2 separate regions of the Homo sapiens genome follow, and region 1 is linked to region 2. A link is an interaction called in ENCODE POLR2A ChIA-PET data of the cell type or tissue named here. Cell type or tissue: PC-9. All regions are shown on one strand. Each heading gives the region's core, and the rest is flanking DNA. Links, peaks and the distances in the headings are about the cores only. Region 1 has its middle 16 kb from the start of PDLIM5. Region 2 overlaps PDLIM5 (PDZ and LIM domain 5).

Region 1 (10,520 bases), core at 755-8,754, 53 kb before region 2:
AGGATCATTTGAGCCCAGGAGTTTGAGACCTCGTCTCTACAGAAAGTTTAAAAATTAGCTGAGGATGGCAGCACGTGTCTGTAGTCCTAGCTACTTAGGTGGCTAAGGTGGGAGGATCACTTGAGCCTGGGAGGCAGAGGTTGCAGTGAGCCAAGATCGTACCACTGAACTTCAGCAGCCTGGGTGACAGGGTGAGACCCTATCTCAAGACAAATAAGCAAATAAAACAATGCCTGTCATAAAGCAGGTGCTTAATAAATATTTTTTGAATGAATGAAGCTTGAGCATCTCTAGCTATCTAGATAGTTTAATGAAGTGTTTCCTATCATTTGTTTTCCTATAATCCTTCTAGACCCTATTATGCTTAACTACCACTAGTCAAATGTTTGGAGATACCCATTGTTTTTCCCTAGCAGAGGCACAAAGAAAGAGCTAATCAGAAATAATTGGACTAGCTCCAGTACTGGTTTTTAAAATATTGCCAACAATCTAACACACTAGAATAGGTGCTTAATTGTGTATTGTAAAAACTTTGTCTCAATGTAGGTAAAGAGAAAAACAAAAGAAAATATTGTTAATATTTGTATTGTTTGATGTGTTCTTTTTAGATGCACAACTCATTTCTCTCTCTCTTTTTTTTTTTTTTTTTTTGAGGCAGAGTCTCACTCTGTCACCCAGGCTGGAGTGCAGTGGTAAAATCACAGCTCACTGCAACCTTGACCTCACGGGCTTAGGTGATTTTCTCACCTTAGCCTCCCAAATAGCAGGGACTACTGGTGCATGCCACCACACCCAGCTAATTTTTTGTGTTTTAGTAGAAATGGGGTCTTGCTATGTTGGCCAGACTGGTCTCAAACTCCTGGGCTCAAGCCATCTGCCCACCTTAGCCTCTCAAAGTGCGGGGATCACAGGCGTGAGCCACTCCTCCCAGCAGTACAACTCATTTCTAAGGAAATCTTGACAAGTATCTCCCAGTGGAAGGCTGGGCCCATGTGTATTAACCACACATTTGGTTGCTCCAGACAATATCATGGCTTTCATGAGACTTCAGGGCTGCAGCATTCTATATTAAGCGGGATCACTCTGCTCCACTGGATCACTCTGATCTGCTGCTTCTGGAACACTGCCAAAGCTACAAACATCTTCAAAGCCCTTTTTAAAATTACAAGGTGAAACTATTTTCTCAGTGTTTATTCATGTTTTTCATGATATAAATGATGATCTTTCCTTAACTTCAGACATTATTGTTAATGGATTGTTTCAATCCATTTGCATCTGTAAGTATCCATCATACAACCCTTACAGAAAATTCTTAACCACTTTTTACATTCTCCAATGTAAGCAAATAAGATATGAGATTCAAAATCACCCTTAAGATATCCCAGCTTTCTCCCAGGGCTATGTGACCATTTAATTCATTGCCCTGGCCCCATTATTTATTTGGCATGATGAAACCTAGTAATCAAGTAAAACAGCTAATTAAGAAAAAAATGTTAATTTGTTCATGGTTTCCACTGAAATATAGACAATTTAAAAGAATTTAGGACTTCAGTTAAAATATCTGTAAGATTTGGGGTTAACAAAAAATGTGTTGATTTGGATGTTGCTTGCAGGTTTCACACAATCAAGTGGTTCTCACTTAACAAGGAAGACAATATAAATTCCTACAAATATGGTAGTAATTTAATTCTAGCAATCACATCTTTACATATAATGCATAATATGCAATATTTTGAGGGGCTAGGACAGCAAGAATGGACACACCAAAGCTGAGTTGTAAACTTTTGCCTTAAGTTTAAAGCATAATGAAATCTGCCTAAAATGGCAATCACAATGGTACTGGAAGGAAGCAAAGGTGACGCAGTTGAGAATTTATGGAGATTATTCGTAACAGGTTTAAAACCTAATTTTAAAAAACCCAGCCTATTTTATTCATATACCTGTTATATCTGGAGACTTGTCAACTGATCCATGTCAAAATTCATGCAATAAATAGGACTTATTAAAGCTAAGCTCTAATGTACTTATGCAGTACTCTCATTTGATGTGAGATTAGCTTGGATGTCTGCTTTAATCCTTCTTTCTCCTGGTTGTGGCCCATGCAGACCACTCCTTAAGCCAGAAAGTGTTCTGGGAGCTTGCTGAAACTGTGTGACAAAACTAGGGGCTTCCCTCTGAGCTAGGTACACAATAGGGACTCTATAAATCCTATTCTCTTTCATTTTATATGCCATATAATCCTATTTCTGAAGTGATGCTTGCATTCAAGTTTGGGTGCTGTATCGTATTGTCTTACAGTTGCTAGAAAGTGCCTTGAAATAAACAGAACATAGCCAGGTGCAGTGGCTCACACCTGTAATCCCGGCACTTTGGGAGGCTGAGGTGGGCAGCTCACTTGAGCCCAGGAGTTCAAGACCAGCCTGGGCAACATTGTAAAACCCCATCTCCACTAAAAATACAAAAATTAGCCCGACGTGGTGCTATGCACCTGTAGTCCCAGCTACTCAGGAGGTTGAGGTGGGAGGATTGCTTGAGCCTGGGAGGTGGAGGCTGCAGTGAGCAAAGATTGCACCACTGCACTCCAGCCTGGACAACAGAGCAAAACCCTGTCTCAAAAATAAATAAATAAATTAATTAATTAATTAAAAAAACCAGAGCAGATAGAAAAGTTTCTACCCTTGGGTATTTCTTTTGCCCCATATCTGTTATAGCTTTCATTAAGAACTTGTTTTTAACTTTCAAAGGAAATAGGGAAAAGTAGTGAGTAGTGGAATAAAAAGATTCTTGGCAATGTTATTTTGAAGAACAAATAATTCCATACTAAAAATTCATCAAGTTTGGCCAAATAAATAGCTGCTTTCCACTATATAGCACATTACTTCTCTTTCAATAAGGTTCTGTTGTTTTTTTTATGTCAAGGGATTTCACAGTTTAGAGAGATTAAGTAGTGAGTCCTACTTGTAATTCTTGGACAGGCCCCAAAAAGAAGTAATCTGTCTGAAGGAAAAAGAAAAGTTTTGTTTTGTTGATCCATGATTGTATTTATTTAACATTTATTTAAGGATCTATGGGCAAATGTAAACATCACTTCTCTCCTTTTGTAAGTAAATGTAATTGCACTATATCCCCTCTTATTACTTCATTCCCTATTTTTATTTGCACTCTTAGGATAAATAAACATCAAAAATATCATTTATCTCTTTGAATGTATAGAAATATAGACACCATTTTAAATACTTAGTTAGATGATATATGAAAATGGGAAAGAGAGGTTTGAAATCTTTGGCTTTAACCCATAGACATAAAAGCCAAAGTGCTTGCTATGGTTTGAATGTGTCCTCTAAAACAGGGGTGCCCAACCCCCTAGCCGTTGATGGATGCCAATCAGAGACCTACTGGAGCCAGGCCGCAGAGCAGGAGGTAAGGGGAGGCCAGAGAGCATTACCATCTGAGCTCCGCCTCCTTTCAGATCAGCAGCAACATTAGATTCTCACAGAAACACAATCCCTATTGTGAACTGAGCATGCAAAGGCTATAGGTTGCATGCTCCTTATGAGAATCTATCTAATGTCTGATGATCTGAGGTGGAACAGTTTCACTGGAAACCATCCCTTCCTCGGCCCCACCCCACCCCATCCCCACACCCTCCTCACCACTGCCCCACCTCAACCCTCGATGTTTGTGGAAAAATTATCTCCACGAAATGGGTCCCTGGTGCTAAAAAGGTTGGGGACTGCTCCTCTAAAAAGCATATTTTGGAAACTTAATCCCCAAAGCAAAAGTGTTGAAAGGCAGGACCTTTAAGAAATGATTAGGGCATGAGTGCTCTACCCTCATGAATGATTAGTGTCATTATCAAGGGACTGGGTTCATTATCCAGACAGTAGATTTGTTATAACTGTGAGTTAGACCCTCTCTTGCTCTCTCTCTTTGCCCTTCCACTGTGGGGTGATGCAGCACAAAGGCCCTCAGAAGGCCCTCAGCAGATGTGGCCCCACTTCTTGGACTTCACAGCCTCCAGAACCATAAGCCAAATACATTTCTGTTTATTCTAAATGACCCAGTCTCAGGTATTCTGTTACAGCAGTGGAAAATTGACTAAGACAGTGCTACAGTTGGAATCTGCAACACAGTAGTCAAAATGAAAGAGTTTGACTCTGAATGATTATAAGGTAAAGTGGTGGCTTCATTTTCCCACCTTTTCTCCAGTGTGAAAAGACAGAAGGAGAGATTACTCTTTGAATAAAGAAAACTATATTTTTCATGCATTTAAAAAATTTCCTAAATTCCTATAGCAATCAAACTCCAGCCACTGGTCAGGTAACCTTGGATAAATTAACTAATCTTCCTAAACTTCAGTGTTCTCATTTGTAAGTGTGAATAAAATTTATAGCTACTTCATAGGCTTATTATGAGAATACACGTGTAAAACACCTAGCCTAGTGTATTGAACAGAGTAGGTGTACAATGAAGAGGACCATTATTGTTTATTATTTCTCTTAAACCAGCTATGCGAAAGCTTATGTAGTTACCCTGAGAAACACATATGTTTGCTTATTACATAAATATTTAATGAATACCTACTATGTATCCATCACTTCCTGATGCTGGGGACATATTAGTGAACAAGACGAACAAATTCTGCCTTCACAGTGCTTATGATCTGGAAGGTAAACTGACATTAAACAATAATTACTCAAATTACCATGTATTTACTAGCATAACAAGGGCTGTGAAGGAAAAGTGCAGATGCTATAAAAATATAAATACAGTGTGTGGAAGTAAGTTTTTCTGAAAAATCAGAGAAGGCTGCCACAGGGAAATGACATTTACACTAAGATCTAAGATCAACAAGACAAATGTGTAGGGGTGGCACTGATGGAATACAGTGAAGTAATTAAAATGTGTAAATAAAACCATACAAAGGATCTCATTTTCCTGAAGACATTTTTATTTTTTGAAAATGGTAAGGGTTATTTGTAAAAATTTCTAAGGGTTCTTACAGATTGAAACTATTATAGGAGTTACTGAGTTGTTAGATTCAATATAAAAATTTTAAAAATTAATCTTACTGAACTTCAGCTTCAATGATGTAACTTACAACATGGAAATGGATAAGGTATTATTTTCTTTGGAGAGTTTTAAAAATTTGTTTATATTTTTAGGCATCATTGTGAAGTGGAAAGAGCATTGAATCACATGTCAGGAGATCTGGGTTCTATTTCTACCTGTTATTGGTTCAGTGGGAAACCATAGGCAAGGCATTTAAACCACAGTTCCCTGTTTTGTAAAAGAGGGTATTCCTTTCAACAGCCTGACTTACAGAAGCTAGGTAGAGGAGCACTGACAGCTTAGGTGACAATAGTGTGGATTGGGGTCAGACGGTTCCTGATACCTCATTCTTTCACCTAAATATTTGTTTGCTCTTCTTTTCTGGTTTTATGACAGGAAAAGGACCAGGAGTCTCGTTAAGATTGAAAGGAAAGAAAGGAAAAGATCAGTAACTTTTGTTGATGATAATGGGACAAATTAAAACCAAAATGAACAAACAACCAAAGCAAAGATGTATCATAATAAAAGCCTTAAAAATAGCCTTAAAATTGTAATCAGTTGTTATAACAACGTAGTGCAATAGCAAATTTACCAACAAATAACACCCAGAGTTTCTTCCTCATGTCAGTTAACTACTTGCAGGGTTTTCATTTGTTAGAAAGTAATATGCTAACCACTCAGATGTTTGTACTTACAACTTTTTCAATGGAAAAAGTATAAAGAATGATAAGCACTGCACATATCTTCAATGTGTAGGCCACTCTGAGCTAAATATATCATGTTATGATATTGTCAGATAATTTTATTATCACTTTGTAGGTGGGCTCCACAAAGAAAGTACTTTTCAATTGACTTAGGCAAAGAATTCATGACTAAGACCCCAAAGCAAAGGCAACAAAAACATAAATAAATAAATGGGACCTAATTAAACTTAAAAGCTTCTGCACAACAAAAGAAATAATCAGCAGAGTAAACAGAGAACCCACAGAGTGTGAGAAAATCTTTGCAACCTACGCATCCAACAGAGGACTAATACCCAGAATCTACAGGGAACTCAAACAAATCATCAAGCAAAAAACAAATAATCTCATCAAAAAATGGGCAAAGGACATGAATAGACAATTCTCAAAAGAAGATATACAAACAGCCAACAAACATATTTAAAAATGTTCAACATCATTAATTATCAGGGAAATGCAAGTTAAAACCACAATCAGATACCACCTTACTTCTGCAAGAATGGCCATAATTAAAAAGTCAAAAAACACTAGATGTCGGCATGGATGTAGTGAAAAGAGAACAATTTTACACTGCTGATGAGAATGTAAACTGGCACAACGACTATGAAAAACAGTATGGAGATTCCTTAAAGAACTAAAAGTAGATCTACCATTTGATCCAGGAATTGCACTACTGGGTAGCTACCCAAAGGCAAGAAGTTATTATATGAAAAAGATACATGCACATGCATGTTTATAGCAGCACAATTCACAGTTGCAAAGATATGGAACCAACCTAAGTGCCCATCAACCAACAAGTGGTTAAAGAAAATGTGATATGCATATATATATACACACACACCATGGAATACTACTCAGCCACAAAAACGAATGAAATAATTTCTTTTGCAGCAACCTGGATAGAGCTGGAGGCCATTATTCTATGTGAAGTAACTCAGGAATGGAAAACCAAATATCGTACGTTCTCACTTATAAGTGGAAGCTAAGCTATTAGGATTCAAAGGCATAAGAATGATATAATGGACTTGGGGACTCGGGGAGCGGGGAGAGATTGGGGGGTAAGGAATGAAAAATTACTTATTGAGTACAGTGTACACTGCTCAGGTGAGGGGTTCATCAAAATCTCAGAAATCACCACTAAAGAATTTATCCATGTAACCAGGCTGGGCACAGCGGCTCACGCCTGTAATCCCAACACTTTGGGAGGCCAAGGGGGGCAGATCATTTGAGGTCAGGAGTTTGAGACAAGCCTGGCCAACACGGTGAGACCCCTATCTCTACTAAAAATCCAAAAATTAGTTGGGCATGATGGCACATGCCTGTAGTCCCAGCTACTCAGGAGGTAGGAGAATCACTTGAACCAGGAGATGGAGGTTGCAGTGAGCCAAGATTGTGCCGCTGCACTCCAGCCTTGGCGGCAGAATGAGACTCCATCTCAAAAAAAAAGAACTTATCCATATAACCAAAACCACCTTTAAACCCAAAAACTGTTAAAATAAACATAAAAATTTAATTATAAAAGAAGGAAGTACTTGTCAATCCATAATGATAGTTATTATGTAGATAAGAAAACAGGCCCAGCAGGGTGGCTTACACCTGTAATCTCAACACTTTGGGAGGCCAAGGTGGAAGAACTGGAAGGATGTCCTGAGTCCAGGAGTTTGAGACCAGCTTGCACAAGGTAGAGAGAACTAGTATCTACCAAAAAAAAAAAAAAAAAGAAAAAAAAAGAAAAGAAAAAAAATTAGCTGGACAGGATGGCCATACCTGTAATCTCAGCTATTAGGCAGAAGAGTGAGGGGTTAGGGAAAGGATATTAAGATTGGAGGATCTCTTTGAGCTCAGGAGATTAGGGCTGCAGTAGCTGTGATATCACCACTGTGCTCCAGTCTGGGTGACAGAGCAAGACCCTATATCAATCAATCAATCAATCAATCAATCAAACAGGTAAATCAGAATTAAAAAATAGAAGATTGCTATCTGAGTCTATTTTGTGCTGCTTTTAACATATAATTTTTATATATAAAATATAATAACATCTAAGACTGAGTAATTTATACTGAACAGATACTTATTTGGCTCACAGTTCTGGAGGCTGAGAACTCTAAGACTGAGGGGCCAGATCTGGTGAGAGTCTTCTTGCTGCATCATTGCAGGCTGAAGGCAGAAGGGCAAGAGAGCTCACGAGAGAAAGAGAAGGGAAGGGGATAGTGCTCATCTTTTTATCAGGAACCCAGTCCCTTGATAACGACATTAATTCATTCGTAAGAGAAGAGCCCTCATGACTTAATCATCTCTTAAGTTCCACCTCTCAACACTGCTGCATTGGGCATTGTTTCAATATTTGGACTTTGGAGTACACATTGAAACCACAGCAATTACCTTAGAGTTTGTGGAACTAACCCGTGGATTTTTTTAACTTCAAAGCTAAAAAGTGGATTATTTTTGGTGAGATTATTTATCTCCAACATTATACTTTGTAAATAAGATAACCAAATGTCATTATTTCAGAGATGTTACTAATACCTAAATGCTACAGCAAGAAAATTTCTTCTGCATCCCAGCGAGTCTGTCACTACATAGTCTTCCAGTCAACTGTCTTGGAACAGACAAGCAGAAGAGGAAGCTATTCTTTACAAATGCGAGAATCAAAATGCGTTGGCAATCAATAAGGGTATAATAAAATGACCTCTAATATTATTCCTTTGGATAAAATTAATTTTTAAGAATTTGTGTCTGTAGAGAGTGATGGGGTTCAAGACACAGTACCCCAGTATATGGCACCTTGGCATTTAAGAAAGCAGCAGAAGCAGGAAGTCTTTCTCCACACTCTTCTCCCATGAAGCAGGCCATAAAAGAATTATCTGACCTTCCTCTGAAGCAGGTTATAAGACCCTTTTGTGAGAGATGCCCTCCCTAAACCTAGAAGAATGTCCTTATCTCTGAAGACACAGGGACACAGAGAAGAATCTGAACAAACTAAGTTTCCCCCAGTTTATTACCATTATATCATACCCCTTTTGTGCAGTCATCCTTCTCTACAACTATCCACTCTTTCATCAAACTTAGCAAAAAAAATACACTGATTTCCCTTTTTCTTTGGTTCTTTATTTCTGAAGGCTCTTGAGTCACATAAAACTTAAATAAATTTGTATGCTTGTTTCTTGACAATTTCCTTTTTGTTACGGGTGTTTCAGCCATATTTTAGCCACTGGTGGGAAAAAAAATCTTTTCTCCTTCAGAACAGGGTGGTTGATCAGGTCAAATTCTTATGAATTGGTGAGGGTTGGGCTAGAAAGGAAGCCACTTAGAACAAATGAAGGAAGTCATGAAACCTCACGGCCTGTTGAAAGCTTCTCATTTATTCCTGTTCACAGTATGAGACAGATCTAATGAAACAGAAATTTTAATACTATAAGAAGTCTTGAATTTGTTTCAATTTTCAACCCTTTGATAAAGAAAAGCTAATATATAATAATAAATTGATAGCATATACATGCACAAAGGAAAGACAGAATCTGTTTTATTAATCTTAGAAACAAATATTAATAGAGTCAACAAGCCTGGAAAAAGATGAAAATGTGTTTTTCTAGTGTTCAACCTGAAAATCTAAGTAAGAACTTTGATTCTTTGGGAAGCCAACCCTTAGAAATTGGGTTACAGGCTAGTCTTTCTTTAACCATCTCAGAAAAAGCAATCAAACAACTGTAGTCTTTTCTCTGAAATCTGGAGAAACAGGAAAAATCTGCATTTGTGTTTTGCCAGTGTTCAAATCTAAATGACCTGAGGTGTGGTAGAAAGCACGCTGGGGAGTCAATAGTTGCTCAGTCGGTTGCTTCCTAACCTTCAGCAAGGGGCCTGGGAGTTTCCCTCAAGAGGGACGACATTAATTTAAAATGCTACTCATGTAGGTAATCTACAACCTTGGAAATGGTATCTCTGGCCGGGCGCGGTGGCTCACGCCTGTAATCCCAGCACTTTGAGAGGCCGAGATGGGCAGATCACGAAGTCAGGAGATGGAGACCATCCTGGCTAACACGGTGAAAACTCGTCTCTACTAAAAATACAAAAAATTAGCCGGGCGTGGTGGCGGGCGCCTGTAGCCCCAACTACTCGGGAGGCTGAGGCAGGAGAATGGCGTGAACCCAGGAGGCGGAGCTTGCAGTGAGCCGAGATCGCGCCACTGCACTCCAGCCTGGGTGACAGAGCGAGACTCCATCTCAAAAAAGAAGAAGAAAAAGAAAAAGAAATAGTATCTCTTCATAATGAGGTGTTTCATTAATAGAAAGGAAAAGAAATAGTATCTCTTCATAATGAGGTGTTTTATTAATAGAAAGAAATAGAAATTAGGCACTCCGACAAGAAAGAGTTTGAAACTAAGCCCTTATTAGTGTTTTCCAACTGCAGCCTGTGGAAGCTGTGTTAGCGGCATCCTAAATCACTTGCTGAAGTCATCACCCTACAAGGGAAGAGTCCATCTGGTTATCCAATGGGATGAGGCTTCTCCTTAACTTCTTGCACCTCCTTTTACTCTGATTCTATACTCACCAAGCAAACTTCTGACCTAAATTTTATTTTTCAATTAGACTTCCCTCCTGTAAGTAAAATGATATGAAGGTTCAGATTGCTTCACAGGTAACCTTTTAGTGTAAATTAACAAATTCAACCTCTGGGTTTTTTTCTTTTCTTTTCTTCTCTTTTCTTTCTTTCTTTTGTTTTGTTTTGTTT
Region 2 (10,520 bases), core at 1,228-9,227:
ATAAAATAAATACAGAAAAAAATGTACTAGACAGGGAAATGAACACCAAAATGTTAAGATTAAAAATTATTAACTCTTTTTTATTCCTTGGTGAATTTATTGACTTGTGTTGAGGATGTTGGAACTCTGAAAGTATCTAAATTAGAGAGGAAATCACTTTTATTTGCTTCTAAAGCATATATTATTATGACAGAATGGTTAACTTAGCCCTTTTAAAAAGTTGAGTTGTGTGGGAGGGTGAGTGAGGAGAGAGGATGTGTTTAAAAATGGCTTGTTTATCAGAAAAAGTAGCCCCTCAAAATTAGTTTCAAAATAAGAGACTTGTTTTTAATTTCCTTCTGATCATAATTTTAAATTTTGGTAAAATTAGTGTTAATTAAAAACATACTAAAACAAACTTAAAAATTTTAATGTGGAAATTTTCAGCATTATATAAATAATATAATAAACCCAATGTACCCATCACTGAGGTTCAAAAGTACATGGCCAGTTTTACTTTCCAACATAAGATACTCAGTGTTCTCATTTCCCTGATTGTCATTCATAAGTATATACATGTGTATGTTTATAATTATTTTTAAAAGTTTGTTTGAATCAGGACCCCAATAAGGTCCATACTTTTGGATGGTTTGTAAATTTCTTAAATCCATTTTAATCTATAAATTTCTCTTCTGTAGTACTTTATTTCTTGCAGTTTTATGTTAAAGAAACTTGGTCATTTGAATTAGATAAAATAATTTTCTGAGGGATAATTTTAATATGGAAAAATAGAGATGGTTCAACATCGTGTTTTACAGATTTGTCATTTGTTTATTCCGTTCGTGATTATTTCCATATCCCAGATATGTCATTTGCTTACTACTTTCATGATTATTACCCTGCTTTTAAAGTTAAAATTCATACTTGATTATCATTCTAATCTTCACATTTATGGAATCATGGATTTGATGTCTTTGTTATATTTATCTTAGTACAATTCTTCATTCATGTACCATCTAAAATAATCCTGACCACATATTAGGATACACTGATTTAATATTAATGTCTCCTCTTCTTTTTATTCCCTCCACTTACCTCTCGTGTTGAAATTCAATCAGTTACTCCAAGAGAGACACTTGAGACCTTAGATACGTTTCCTGCATGTCTCCAGAAACAAGGTACATTCTGTGCAAAGTATGGTTTTACTAGCACGCTGTTAGTGAAGTGTGTTACCAATCTGAGATCATGGTTCAGCCAACTCAGCATTTTTATCTTTCAGGTTCAGATTCCATTACATGTGACATATAATTTTACAGGGGAACAAATAAAAACAGGACCCGGCTTCTGGATTCCCATTGAAATAATATTTTTTGTTGATAAATGGAATTAAGTAATAGCTGAAAACATTTTTCTTTCTTTTTTAGGGAAAGTTAAATTTGAAGATGTTAAAATTAAGAAGAAAGTGAATTTCTAAGAAGTTTTAAAAAATTTGTGAGGAAGGCATTAAATTAAATAATTTGAAAATACGAACTTTGGAGGCAAATAGAATTATTAATTTACTTTGCGTGGATCACTATATATAACTATGTAACATATGGATTATCTTTGTTTATATGTCAGAATAAGTATACTGAAAATAACTTAAGAAAACTCTTTTACATGCATTCTTATTTGTATCTCATGTCACTCTGCAAGGAATTATCATTCTCATTTTACAAACTAGGAGACTGAGGGAAGCCCAGAGAAATCATGTAGTTTGTCCATAGGTACACAGCCAGTCAGAGGAGATATTAAGAACCATGTAGGGGTTTGTGTTATACTGTACTAAAAGGACACTGGGTTTGAAGTCGGATGTTCTGGACCTAGTGCTATTTACTGCCTTAGCTATATAAGCTTGGATAGTTTATTTCAGATCACTAGGCTTCTGTTATAGAAATGCTATCATAGAGAATAATAGAGTACCATGGGAGTTTTGAGGAGAGTAGTTACAATTGTTTGATATTATATACAGAACAAGACCATATTCCTAATATTTATCTTGACATGGGGAGCGTCTATGTTGGAGTAATTGGACAATAAGTTGTCATGGGTAGCTTTATTGAAACCTCATGTGACTAGTCACATGACTACATAAAAGAGAGTGTAGGTGGGTATGAGGGGACTTTCCTCCATCACGTGTGTTTCTGGTATTAAGAGGAGAGGTGTTGGGAAGGAAAGGAGGGGAAGGGGGAAAGAGAAACTAATGTCTTGAGAACAGAGTCACAAGTCAAATACATGTGTAATGGATATCTGTTACTTCTTGATAGACACTAATGGCAATCATCTGTATAAGAACAGAAGAAAGTACAGATCTCTACTTTTGTCTGTTTGGCTCTTGCCAAATTCTTCTATCCTGTTCACCAATCCCTTCTAGTTTCCAAGTTCATTTCTCTTAACACTTTCACCATTTACTCGTGTTAGCACCGTAGGATTCTGACTACAGTATGTCTCCCTTTGATTACATATTATTATTGTGCTACAGCTATGTCATCAAGCAATATGATTAGTCTATAAATGAAAGTATTTCACACACTGCATGGCCAATGTAATATATATGTAGTTAAGAAATTATGTGAAGTGAGTGAACCGCATGGAGTTCTGTTTAGTTCATAAACCTTATCCATAAGAAATATTATTGGCTGGGTGCGGTGGCTTATGCCTGTAATGCCAGCATTTGGGAGGCCAAGGCAGGCGGATCACAAGGTCAGGAGTTCAAGACCAGCCTGGCCAATATGGTGAAACCCTGTCTCTACTAAAAATACAAAAAAAAAAACCCCAAAAACCACTAGCCGGGCGTGGTGGCATGTGCCTGTAATCCCAGCTACTCAGGAGGCTGAGTCAGAAGAATCGCTTGAACCTGGAAGGCGGAAGTTGCAGCGAGCCAATATTGCGCCACTGCACTCCAGCCTAGGTGACAGAGTGAGACTCCGTCTCAAAAAAAAAAAAAAAAAGAAAAAGAAATATTATCTCTGATGGCTCTTTTACCTTTTAAAAAACATGAAATCATGTGACATCGGTGTGGTGAAAGGTCAGTCAATTACGAATTGGGACTCAGGATGAAGAGGAGGTCTCAAAGGCCCCCCTCACGATCAGGAAGGCGGAACTGGGGACTCAGTGCATTTCTTTGAGATTCCTTAGATGAATCCTATACATCTAAGTTCTGCCACCAGGATATTAGTTAAAATTCTTATGTTCCAACCACTCAGTACAGACCTGTAGCTTATCGTCTGTGAACATCTAACTTAGTATTAGCATTTCTTTCCTCAAAATAGTGTACACATTTTTTTTTGTTGTTATTTGGAGATATAACCAAATAATAAAGGATACTATTAAAAATCCTTTAGCTTTTGGTAAGTTAGGCAAGGTTTTATATGTAGCCTCTACATAAACATTCTCTTATTTATAGGGTTAAGTTTCAGGAGATAAGAGAAAGATCTTTTGTGAGTAGGATACATTGAAATATTAGACTGTAAGTGAGCTCTGTAGACCAAAATGCTGAAATAGCTTTTCTCATAAGAAAGTTTTGTGTGACAAACACTGCAATTTGCCTATCAGATACTTTTCATCCCCTTTTTTCTTACTAGAAGTACTGTACTTTTTTGAGGGTGGCAGTGTGCCAGCCTAGGAGATTTGCCTTTGTAGACTCCTTGCAGTGCGGTCTAAGTGGTATTTACTAAGGAGTATTTCTATTTCCCTGAGTCAAGTGTTCTTCCATTCCCTTTTGATTTCCTTCTTCCTTTCTGGGAAGTGAACACGATGCTTGGAATTTCTTGCTACCATATGTGAAAATAAAAAAACAGATTAGGCCAGGTGCAATGGCTCATGCCTGCAATCCCAGCACTTTGGGAGGCCAGTTCAGGAGAGTTGCTTGGGGCCAGGAATTTGAGACCAGCCTGGTCAACAGAGCAAGACCCTGTCTCTACAAAAAAGTTAAAAAATTAGCCAGGTGTGGTGACTTATGCCTGTAGTTCCAGCTGCTTTTGAGGCTGAGGCAGGAGGATCACTTGAGCCCAGGAGTTCAAGGCTGCAGTGAGCTATAATCATGCCACTGCACTCCAGCCTGGGCAACAGAGTAAGACCCTGTCTCTTAAAAAATTAAAATAAAATAAAAAGTAGATAAAATCTATGTACATGGGTGGCTGAATAGAAGGAAGGGAGTCTGTGACAATGATGTCATTGGGGAGATGCCCTGGGCTGGTTTCTTTTATTTATACTTCTCTTAACTTGAAGAAAATAACAACTATTCTTTTTTGGGTTTTTTGCTATGGGCAGCTGAATGTAACCCTAATTTTGCTGCCTAAAAATATTTTGTTACATTATCTCATATCACAACCTTGTTATTAAAAGGTATCAGTGCTGCCCCTCTGCTGCCTATATAGATTTTGTCAGTAGACTTGACCAGTGAAGAACTTGACCAGCTGGAATAAAGAAGTTATGAGAAAAAAGCATAATTTCAATGTAATTTGAGTGTAAGATATCATCAAGAATCAAATGATTCAAGACCTCTGTCCTCCTGAGCAGTAAGTTGAAGAAAACCTGGCATCCAGATATGTTCTTCAATTTACAATTAGGTTTCTGTGTATAGTTAGCAGCTTTCACACCTCTTGCAGCCTGGCCATTCCTTAAGAGGTGAAAGGCATTGAGAAAAATGGCATATTATATACATCCGAAAAGTCGCTGTGTTTCTCCTTGACAGTGTCAGCCTGCCTGTACTCCCTGTAAAATATTCATTAGGAATGGAGACTTCATGGTGCTTACTGGTGACATGTTACAAGTGTTCAGGAATTGCTTTCTTGACTTTGTGTAGCACAGAATCATTCCTACGGTGGTGGTGAGAGTATTCAGGCATTTGTGTGCTTGTGGATAGGCCATTTGTGTTTCTTAAGAAACTTGAAAGGGTGTATAGGAGTCTCTGGAACAGCGTTGCTTGGTTTACCTGTATCGGAGTTACCTGCATATCTTAGTAAAAACACAGATTCTTGTGCCTTATTCAAGATTTACCTAATTAGTATATTAGGACTAGGGAGTGGGTCTTAAGAAGCAGTACTCGTGATTTAAGGACACAAATGTTTGAGAAATACTGTTTTTGAGCCTTCCTAGATTCCCCCACCTTCCCACACAAGTTCTTTAAGTTGTGTGTTTGTGTTAATATTATGGTGCTGAATTAACCCATTCCTTTTGGTGAATGCATCTTTCACTACAGGCATTTGTTGTTGACACTGATGCAGTCCAGCTTGCTGAATGGCGGTTCTGCATGTGAAATCAACATTTAGATTGATTTTACACGAGTGTTTAATGTTTGTGGAAAGTACTTTTCTTGGATTAGTTAATATTCTTGAATTGAAATGATCTGTTTTTTAATGAATAGCCAAAGAGCTGCTGTTCCTTTAATGGTGCTTATATGACTTACAAAATTCATTTTCAAGTTTCCTAGCAATTTTTATTACTTCCATTTTATTGGGAAAATCTTTTTTTCTCCTTTCATAGGTGTTAACTTTTTAGTCACACTTTCCTAAAGCTCTTTATAAATGGAAAAATAATTTTTTTAAAGTAAACCATGATATTCTTAAAATAACTTGCTTCTACTTTGAATAGATTAAAAACAATGAGTGTCACTTCTAAACCATACCTTTGTGTTTAAATGCATACCGTAAGTAGCCATGGAACAAACATCTTTTGTTATTTTTGATACAAAAATTTCACTTCTAAGTAAAAGACATAAGAAAACACATATCCATAAAAACCTGATTCTGTACCTATTTAAAATAGAACACTTACACATTTTAAAGTGTTTCTACTTTTCGAGTCAGATCTTCAGCAATGCCAGTTGCAGTTTAGCCTGAAGGTGTTTTTGAGGGTTCCTGGTTGAGCATGTGTTTTACATTCCCCCTCTCCACCCTCTTTGTTTATTGGACTGTTTTAGTCATCATAAAGTGCTTCAATCTTTACTAAAGCAAATGCCGTAAAGGATCTGCCTTACAGGCAATTATTTCTCCATGAGTAAGGTGAGGTAGCAGTACTACGGAAGTGAAGTCAGCTGGGAGTACAGCTCATCTCCTTGTATGGAAAGTAATTTTGCAGGAAGAATTACTTTGTACGCCACCCATTAACAGTTAGGCATTCCAGAAGATGCTCCTTTTGGAATGGTCATAAAGGTGTGTTTTCTTCTTTTGATGAACTATAAGTAGCCCTGGAAGATTTGGCACTCCTTCATTCTTGCGTAGTATATGGGCCGTCTTTAATAGTATATTGTCTATTTTTAATCATGGAGGAATAGAATGGCTAATTGAGACAAGTAGCTGTGTTAGCAGCTGTGAACCGGGCCTATCTATGTCAGTCTGGAATACTTTGTCCCTGGTTCTGGAACTTTACAGGGTGTGGGAATGCTTGATGAATTATCTTAGGTTACACAACATGCAGTTCTTTGGAATGCATATACATGTATATTATACATACTTTGGATAGACACTTGTATTTGAATACTGAGTAGTATATAAATGATGAAGTCATTTTAGAGTTTGACTGTCAGGCAGTTAACATTTGTTGCTTTGTGGTTTTGTCATAATATGATCCTTACTAATTAGGTGCAGAATATTCAGAATATTGAGTAGTATCTGGTTACATCTCTTTTATGACATATATATAAATATAAAAATATTTATCTAAAACTTAAGGTTTAATGATATTTATACAATATTAAAACAGTATAGGAATATACAAAAATACAAGGCCTGGCACAGTGGCTCACACCTATAATCCCAGCATTTTGGAAGGCCAAAGTGGAAGAATTGCTTGAGCCCAGGAGTTCAAGACCAGCCTGGGCAACATAGGGAAGGCCCCATCTCTACAAAATTTAAAAAATAAAATAAAATAAAATTTCCTCAGCCTCTTCCAGCCTTCCTGCTTCCCATATGTAATCTTTCCAGCACTTTTGTCTTCATTTGGTTGCTCTAATATGCTCCAACTTCCCCCACAAATACATGTTGTTCTGCAGCTTTCTTTTTTTTCTTTAATATATATCATGGGTATGTGTCCAGGTCAGTACGTATAGACATTTATCATATTGATGTAACATATTTATGCATCAGAATTTCTACTGATATTGTAATTATTTTTTATATCCAGAAATTTTTAAATGAATGTTTTTGTGGGTTTTTTTTTGCCTAATATATATTTTTATGTGGCTATAAATAAAAAATCAAATATGAACTGTGGGGGGTATAATCTTATTGAGTGTAATAATTTGTATGCAAATTTTAGTTAAAATTAATAAACAATTTCAAAATAATGTAAACATTTTTGTCAACAATGACTAAAATATTATAAACTCTTTATGAATGTTTTCTATATACTTGTTTCTGTATAAAATAATATCTAATGATTTTAGATTGCATTATAAATATTTTAACCCTTGATATCTGCTGCAAATGTGCTTTCTATTCAGTTCTTCTCAAAATTAAAATAAAAATAAGCTTATTAAAGACTTATAAGTAAAATAACTAGAATTATATTCCATACACTATGTATTATTTATTCATATTACTGAAAATTACTGATTATATCCTTCCATATAACAGTGGAAAAAGAATTGGTTTGGTGACTCGAAGGACTTGATGGTCAAATTAATTGATTTTGGATATTTCATGTATTCTCATTTTAAAACTTTTCTTTAGTTTCTTATTTATTATCCTGTTTAATGTAGGCTGGTATTAAAATGAGTCAGCATTTCTGATAATTGTGTAAATGTTAAATGATAGCAGAAGCCAATTTAGGATTAAACAAAAATTGTTGTGGCTCCTCTGCTAATCACATAATCCAAATGTGAATTGAGAGATTATTCAAGAAGTGATGATTCAAGAAGTTAAATAATACTTTTAAATGACAATTTTTATAAATTGCAATGATAAGTAATTCAATAAATTAATTTGGGTTTACCCAGAAGAGCATAGGAGTGCTTTCTTAATATACTTTTCAGTTCCATGACTAGTTATTTTTATACTGCTATGTGAATGTGAATTTTGTACTATAATATAAAATGACTGTATACCATTGTTTCTTATACAACTTTATTTGTCAAAAAACTCATTATACCCTACCTCTATCATAAAGCAACATATCTATTCCCACTGGGAATTTTCATATGCTAGTGTGGACCTTGTTTGTGTTTACTAACAGAAATCTTTGATATATTAATTGAGAGATACAGTCACTGTTTCATTGTGGGAAAACTGATGATCATCACCTTATTCAGAGCAAAGCCAAATGCTGATTCCGACTGCTAAGGGGATTGATTTAACTGGCACCTAGCATTTGTACTTTAGAGAAGAAACTTAACCTTCTTCTAAGCTTTTGAGGTATTCAGGTGTTTGATTAAATCATTTCTTTCCAGAGATTTTTAACTCTGACATTGATTATCCTTATCTAATATTTTAGAGTTAACATTATCATATTATAGAACCTTTTACTATTTCCAGTTCTATTTAAATCCTGGGACAGTTTCCTTTCCTTTTTGGACTGAGAACAAATTGAATATTGAATAATCTCTTTGGAATGTATCTTTTAGGGCCTTGTTAACTGGATGAATTCATCACTTTCATATTATGCTGCTATTCTTTCATGCCTTTCGAGATTTTCAATGAAAAGTAAGTTTCACAGCCTTTACAACTGAGAAGCATCAGCTGTGTTGATTTTTTTTTACAGCATTGGTAAGGTGAATGTGCATTTTATCACCTCTGACTCATGGAAGTTAGGGGTTTCTTGTGCCGGAATCAGATAAAGGAAGGAATATCATTTTTATAATATGATAGAAATCTTTAACCTACTTTAAAATATTCTCCCTTCATTTTTAAATAATATTTTAATTGACATATCTTAATTCTATACTTATGGAGTACAATGTGATGTTTTGATATATGTAAACAATGTGGAATGATTAATGCAATCTAATGCATATCCCTCTACCTCAATTACTTATCTTTTTTTTGTGGTGAAACATTTGAAGTTTATTCTCCTAGTTTTTTCAAATATACGTTATTATTGACTGTAGTCATCCTGCTGTGCTATAGGTCTCAAAACTTATTTCTCCTGTCTGTCTGAAACTTTGTATCTTTTGACCAGTAACTCCCTATTCCCTCCCCTCAATGTCCTCCTTTAAAAGTAATTTGTATAATAGTCAATGCTGATACACTTTTTTCAGCTTTAAGAATTGTTTTTCTTTTCCCATTTCCCATGAGTTAATGGATAAGAGAGAGGACCAATTTAAATTTATGAAGCAGGATCTTCAATGTGTTTGCTAGCTTGAAAGGTACTCCACATTTTTATTATAAGAGAATGTGTTGGAATTAACTGAGTTTGTGTTGAATTATACTTCCTCTCTTTTTTTTTTCTCTCCCCATCCTGTTTTCTCTCTTTCTGATTGGAATGAATTTATTAGGATCTTCCACATGCAGTGTGCATGCACTGTGGTAGTTTTTAAAATTTAGGTGAAGTTTACATAACATGAAATTAACCATTTTAATGTGTATAATTCGGTGGCATTTTGGTATTTTCAGTATTGTGTGACCACCTCTATCTAATTACAAAACATTTTCATTACTCCAAGAGGAAACTTGGTACCCATTGAGTATTTACTCCCCATTTCTCCTGGCAGCCATCAGTCTGTTTTCTGTCTTTACGGATTTACCTATTCTGGGTATTTCATATAAATGGAATCATATGTGTCCTTTTATGTCTGGCTTTTTTCACTTACCATAATGTTTTTGTGGTTCATCTTTATTACAGCATAATACCGGTTTCTTACTCCTTTTTATTGCAGAATAATATTCCATTGTGTTATCATATGTTTATTCATTCATCAGTTGGTGGTCATTTAGGTAGTTTCCACTTTTTTGCTATTGTGAATCCTGCTGCTGTGAACATTTGTGCACAAATTTTTGTGTTGACAGATATTTTTATTGCTCTTAGGTATAGACCTAGGAGAGGAATTAGTGGGTCATATGGTAATTCTATGTTTAACTATTTGAGGAACTATGAGACTATTTTCCAAACTGGGTGCACCATTTTAACTTCCCACCAGCAGTGTATGAGGGCTGCACTTTCTCCATATAACATGGCAACACTTGTTATTGTCTGTAGTCATCTTGGTGAGCATGAAGTGGTATCATTGTGCTTTTATTTGCATTTTCCTGATAGCTAATGATATTGAGCATCTTTTTATGTGCTTATTGGACATTTGTATATCTTGTTTGGAGAAATTGCTATTCGGATCTTTTGCCTATTTAAAAATTATGATTTTTCTATTATAGAGTAGTAAGTTTTTTAAAACTATATTCTAGATACAAGTCCCTTTTCATGTACATGATTTTCTTTCATTCTGTGGATTATCTTTTCATTTTCTTGATGGATTTTTTTTTTTGAGGCAGAGTCTCACTCTGTCACCTAGGCTAGAGTACAGTGGCGAGATCTCAGCTCACTGCAACCTCTGTCTCTGGGCTTACATGATC

Evidence for each region. ChIA-PET counts read pairs that join two places held together with the same protein. Peaks named below come from ENCODE experiments on the same cell type or tissue, not always from the same donor. Only the 100,000 strongest peaks of a DNase experiment are listed, where the experiment ranks them.
Region 1: POLR2A ChIA-PET joins it to region 2 with 5 read pairs; 3 of 35 experiments call an interaction of 5 or more read pairs at or near these places.

What each region holds. Positions count from the first base shown.
Region 1 is chr4:94,430,715-94,441,234 of GRCh38, forward strand. No RefSeq gene overlaps it. Among named protein-coding and RNA genes, the nearest start is that of PDLIM5, 16 kb to the right of the region's middle. RefSeq lists a silencer at 9,645-9,807. In PC-9, for the core only: no CTCF peak of the experiment used is centred there; no DNase peak of the experiment used is centred there.
Region 2 is chr4:94,482,898-94,493,417 of GRCh38, forward strand. The region is part of intron 2 of PDLIM5 (PDZ and LIM domain 5); the gene reads left to right. Among named protein-coding and RNA genes, the nearest start is that of PDLIM5, 36 kb to the left of the region's middle. In PC-9, for the core only: no CTCF peak of the experiment used is centred there; a DNase peak (open chromatin) is centred at 5,964.